Linked DNA regions of Homo sapiens: region 2 is linked to region 1. A link is a loop called in an ENCODE intact Hi-C map of the cell type or tissue named here. Cell type or tissue: mammary epithelial cell. All regions are shown on one strand. Each heading gives the region's core, and the rest is flanking DNA. Links, peaks and the distances in the headings are about the cores only.

What was found. Hi-C counts contacts between places; a loop is a spot of excess contacts. Peaks named below come from ENCODE experiments on the same cell type or tissue, not always from the same donor. Only the 100,000 strongest peaks of a DNase experiment are listed, where the experiment ranks them.
Region 2: it touches region 1 in a loop (13-fold over the local background); 5 of 110 quality-filtered maps call a loop at or near these places.

The regions. Positions count from the first base shown.
Region 1 is chr4:144,753,488-144,756,310 of GRCh38, forward strand. It overlaps LOC124900791 (a long non-coding RNA gene), which reads right to left. Exons shown (of 2, transcript XR_007058289.1): 1 at 1,670-2,823. Among named protein-coding and RNA genes, the nearest start is that of HHIP, 110 kb to the left of the region's middle. In mammary epithelial cell, for the core only: a CTCF peak has its summit at 1,520 (motif pointing left); no DNase peak of the experiment used is centred there.
Region 2 is chr4:144,610,486-144,613,308 of GRCh38, forward strand. No RefSeq gene overlaps it. Among named protein-coding and RNA genes, the nearest start is that of HHIP-AS1, 34 kb to the right of the region's middle. In mammary epithelial cell, for the core only: a CTCF peak has its summit at 1,564 (motif pointing right); no DNase peak of the experiment used is centred there.

The sequences.
Region 1 (2,823 bases), core at 281-2,780:
CCATTTCTCACAGATTGAAACAGAAAGAACCAGGTGATATTTGCACTGGAAGTTGGTTGAGTTACAGAAAAGAAACTTTGAGCTTAGGGATCCCAAATCTTTTATAACAGAGAGTAGGCAAACCTACCTGACCTTTGCATTAGAGGGAGAAGCTATCACTGTCTTCCAAGGCTGGCTGTTATACAAGCATCCTTTAAAAGTTAGTTCAGAAGAAATGCATTCAAAACTTCTGCTTACAAGATGAGCAGAAACACAAAAGGTCCATTGAGAATTGTCTCCCAATAAGTACTTTACATATATTGATTCTCTGGACCTCCTCAACAACCACATGAGATAGGTACTCTTATGTCATTTTATAGATTAAGAAATGGGACACAAAGTTCCCACAGCTATTCAATGGTAGAGTGAGGATTTGAATCCAGCAATAGGGCTCTGGAGCAGCACTGTCCCACAGAAATATGTGAACTAGACATATCATTTTAAATTTTCTAGTAGCCACATTTTAAAAGCAAAAATAAACAAAACTAATTTCAACAATACATTTTGTGTAACTCAATGCACTGAGAATATTATTATTTCAACATGTAATCAATATCAAGACTAGTCATAAAATATGTTATGTTGTTATAGTGTCTTTGGAAGCCAGTGTGTATTCTACATTTATAGCACATCTCAATTCAGCCCAAAATTTTCATCAAAAATATTTGATCTGTTTAATAAAGTTTGCATAAAACTTAGAGCTGAAAAAGTAGATAAACATGCCCAAGTTGTTCCAAACACACTTAAAAGCTTTCTAATGACTGAATTATCACTTTTTAAGGTTAAACTAATTAAAATTAAACTACTTAAAAACTCATTTAAACATTGAGTTTTTCAGTCATAGTAGCCACATTCCTATTACTTAAAAGCCATATATGGCTAGTGGCTCCTGTATTAGACAGAAAACTCTAGAACGTGGGCACATAATCACTATGTTCTCACTTACAAAGAAAGTGCATTAAAAACATACAGAATTTTAATTTAATTTTTTGTTCTTCTATTTTGATTGTTCAATGAAGTCACAGTTGTTTACTTTAATCTGCCTGCCCTGATGGATTATTGCAGAAGTCAAGAGAAGCCAGAGCAGAATGGCTGTACTGTAGTTGAAATCCATTATCAGAGCACAGGCTCATAGCCAGACAGACCTGGTCTGATCCACACTCTGCCAAGTCTTGTCTTTTCTCAGCTGTGTGACCACAAACATATATCCTGAACTTCCTTAACTCTAATTTCTTTATCTTTAAAGTAGGACTATAAATAGCACATCTGAGGATAAAATAAGGTGATTCATGTAAAGGACCTGACATAGTGTTTGGCATATAATTTGTGCTAAATAAATGTCAATTGTTATTCGGCAGCTAGAGTAAATTTAACACAAAAGACCAAACACACATTTAAGAGTAGATAATTTTGAGATGCCCATTTGTTTTCCAAAGAAAGGGCTTGCTCATTGGCTACTCAGCCCAGTGTTACCCTCTAGTGCCAAAAACCTTGAACAGCAAGCATCACCAACCAAAACACCAGAACAGCAAATCTCTGAAAAGATGTGTCCATTGATTCAACCTCAGATGCTGTTAATTAGCACACCATTTTCTAAGGCCCATTCTCAAGTTTTAATGCTCTTTCTTACCAGTTATCTGAGGATCTTGTTAAGATCTTAGTGAGTCTTGTGACTCACTAAGAATGAAGTGGAGCCCGGTAGTCTGCATTTCTCATAAGGTCTCAGGTAATTCCAATGCTGCTGCTCCACAGATCCTCCCTGAGTAGCAAAAGTTTAGACAATTCTATTAATTACTCAAACTCTTTTGAAAGTAACCACCACCAAACTATTAGAATAAGGAATTGCAGGATTAAGCAAAATGTTGTCGTCTTTCTCCTATAGACATGTGCAAGAGGAAAAGCCCTAAATTTATACTAAAGCTGAAATATACCTGAAGTTTAAAGATTACTTCAGATTGCTTTCTTCCCAGGAAAGTGTCTCAGCAAGACAATAGTGGGGTGGATGGGTCAGTATGGCAATTCTTACATTCCTTTGAGCTCAGAATGTAATTCAGGATCATGTGCTAGACTGGAAATTCATGTTGAGTATAAGTTAATCTGTGTTCATAGTTTGAGGTTCGAGGAACTTTGGACTAGATAACAACATGGTGGCAAGGTACTAAACCAGCACTGGAAACTGAGTCAGAGCCTCAGTAGCTACTAATTAGTAGTTGTTCTAATGTCCCATAGTCAAGACTTTGGAAGAAATCATCATCTGTGTTTTATTTCATATTTGATAAAATGGATGAAAAGATAATCGACACGTTTCTGCAAACTTCAAATGAGATAATGTGGTGAAATTTCTTTGAAACTATTGTCCCATAGATACAGATACAATTCATTACAAGTCTAACAGAGCAAACTAGCCTCGTATCTTCTTGGCATAATGGACAATATTGATTGTTTCTGGTAAGAATAAAAGAGGAAGGGGAATTTGAAGTTTATTTAAATTTGTTCATCCATTTAAAAACGCTAATTAAGGCCACAATGACTTAATTGCTCCAAATTTCTAGGTATTTATGTTGCCTCCCACAATGAGACTGCCAAATTAATGATAATATTTATTTTTATGTTGTTTTCAAACATTTGTTTCTGATTATGACTTTAATATACAACAATGCAGTCATGCTTTGTTGGTAAGTTTGCCCATTATCTAGCTGAACTCACTATGCTACTGACTTTGATAAAAACAAAGTCCACAGAGTTTTTCAAATGCGTGCTGAACATCAAACACAGCAGTCATGT
Region 2 (2,823 bases), core at 56-2,555, 140 kb before region 1:
AAAGAAAGGAAAGTTTGTTACTCCTACGTATAGTGATAGCTGGAATATCAGCATTTTTTCTGCTTCCCTAAACCCCAGCTCCCACCAAGTCACTTGGCACTTGCACATAGAATGGGTTGTGTTACAGGAGAAAAGAGAACCCAAATATTTTATAATAGGCATTAAGTCTCCCTGACTTTTGCCCCAGAAGAAGATACCATTTTTATTCTACTAGAGAGTAAACAAACCCCCTCTTTGCTCCAAGGGAGACCCTATATTTTCCAAGGCTGTTCATTCTACAAACAACCTTTACAAGATTCCCTGGAATAAAGATAGTAAGTGCCTCTGTTCACCAGACCTGAAAAAAATGCAAGAGACTCATAGAGAAGAGTGGCACAATAATCAATAGAGAAAAAAGTATTCAGAATTACGCAAGCAATTTCAGTAACTGCTTATTGAGTAGCTACAAAGAATTGTTTATTGTTTGTTAACTTATTTTTTAATTTTTATATTTTTATTTGTTATTGTCTGCCATATTGAATCTTATATGTCTTTTTAAACTTGTAGTCTTAATATTTAGAGCTATTTTAAAACAGATCATTGTTGACATAGCATTTTTAAGATTGATTATTTAGGAAGAGATTATTTAGAAATATTTAGTATGACATTGACATGGTTTGCATCTATGTCCCCACCCAAATCTCATGTCAAATTGTAATCTCTAATGTTGGAGATGGGATCTAGTAGGAGGAGATTAGATCACAGGGGTGGTCTTTCATGAATGGTTTAGCACCCTCTCTTGGTACTGTTCTCATGATAGTAAGTGAGTTCTTGTGAGATCTGGTTGTTTAAAAGTGTGTATCACCTCCCCCCACTTCCTCCTGCTCCAGCCATGTAACACATGCCTGCTTCTCCTTTGCCTTCTGCCATGATTGTAAGTTTCCTGAGGCCTCCCCAGAACCAGAAGCCACCATGCTTCCTGTACAGCCTGCAGAACCATGACCCAATTAAACCTCATTATTTTATAAATTACCCAGTCTCAGATATTTCTATAAAGAAATACAGTAATCCTAACATGATTATGCACATTGTTATTTCTATGGAACTAACAGAATATTGTCCTTTAGAGACAGTGAACTGCAATATGACTCCCATAACAGTCACTATCAATGAAGGATGGGATTTAAGAAAAAAGAGACAAGGCCCCAACTAGGTGTTGGAAAGAAACCAATCTTATTAGGTAAGTGAACTGATTCTCAAAAAGACATAAAAAGTGATAGTCTCAAGACACTATTTGCATATCAAAAGGATTTTATAAATCCAAATAAGCTTCTAGTTATTGAAACTGTGGAGGGGAAATGTTTCTAAGGTAGAAACACCCACTACACAGTAGGTAAAGATTTGAAGGAGGATTTCCATTGCTCTGTGTTGCAAGCTTCTTCCATCCTAGTCCTCTCTCTGTGTTTACTTTGCCAGAATATTAGACAAACATGGCTGAAGCAGAAAAGCACAGTTGACAGTTTTTGTAGTGATCTCTCCATCTCACTCAAAGTATGACTGAAAAGCCTTGCACTAGCCTGCAGGGGGCTCCACAATCTGTAACCATCATCCCCTGGTTCTCTGACTTTCTTCCAGCCCAGCTCCCACATCTTTATTTCTTCTTGAACACACCAGGTACCTTCCTGCCTTAGATCCTTGGCACTGTTTTCACTTATGCCCAAAATGCTCTTCCACCCAGATACCTGCATGGATTACCCCTCATTTCTTCAAATCTCTGCTTTAGCATCACTTTCTCATGGAAACCTACTCTGATCTTCCTATTTAAGAATAACTACTCACATTCCCTCCCTCCCAAACTCTTGTTCCTCTTTACTTGCTATGTATATTTTTTCTTTTTCCATAGCAATTATCACCTTCTAATATGTCATATAGTTTATTAATGTTAATATAACTATTATTTGTTTTCTGTCTCCTCTCATTAAAATATAAGCCACATAAGGACAGGGATCTTTTTGTTCTCTTTTGTTCGTAGACATATTGCAATTATCTAGACTATGTCTATTATCCAGTGGGCACTCAAATTAATTGAATGATGACTAGATGAGTGCAGTTTCATTCATTATCCTCTTTGGATCCCCTGAAACATACAGGCCATGGGAACTCAAATGAATTAATTAACCTTTCTGGATAAAATGGGAGTAATTATTGAACCTGATTTACTGCTTGTTTCATAAATTAAACGGGCTTATGTATTTAAGGCACTTAGCACACTGCCTGGCAGAGAGTGAGAATGTACCATTAGCTACAAACATAAAAACAAGCAAATCTGAACCCCAATAGAGAAGAGTGCCAAATTCCATTCAGCACAAAACATTTCTAGATCTCTCTCCTAAGCTGTGAGAGCTCAGAGCCTTATAATTGAGAAAGATATATTTTACCAACTGTATTGCCATGTGAAAACTTACAGACCTGAAGTCTATAATGTTCCAACTTGTCACTTCTTGTTAGGAGAATTTCGTGTCATCTGCAAACATGATAATCTCATCACTCACTTTACTTTTCTTCCAGATAATTAAAACAAAAAATCTTAAACCGTCTCAGTGCTAATTCCTAGGATCTGATTTTCAGTACTTATCCTTACTGAAAAGTAATGATTTATCACTTCTTTTTATTCAATAGATAGACAAAAAAAAAAAATTGGGATTCAGTCCTACCAAGGACTGTCCCCACCTTGTTGTCCTTCTGAGGAAAGGCATAGGTTTGGAAGGCGATTCCAAATTCATTTCTGCTCCATCATTCTCACAAGCCTGAGCTTCTTACAGATAACAGGAGACATCAACATAA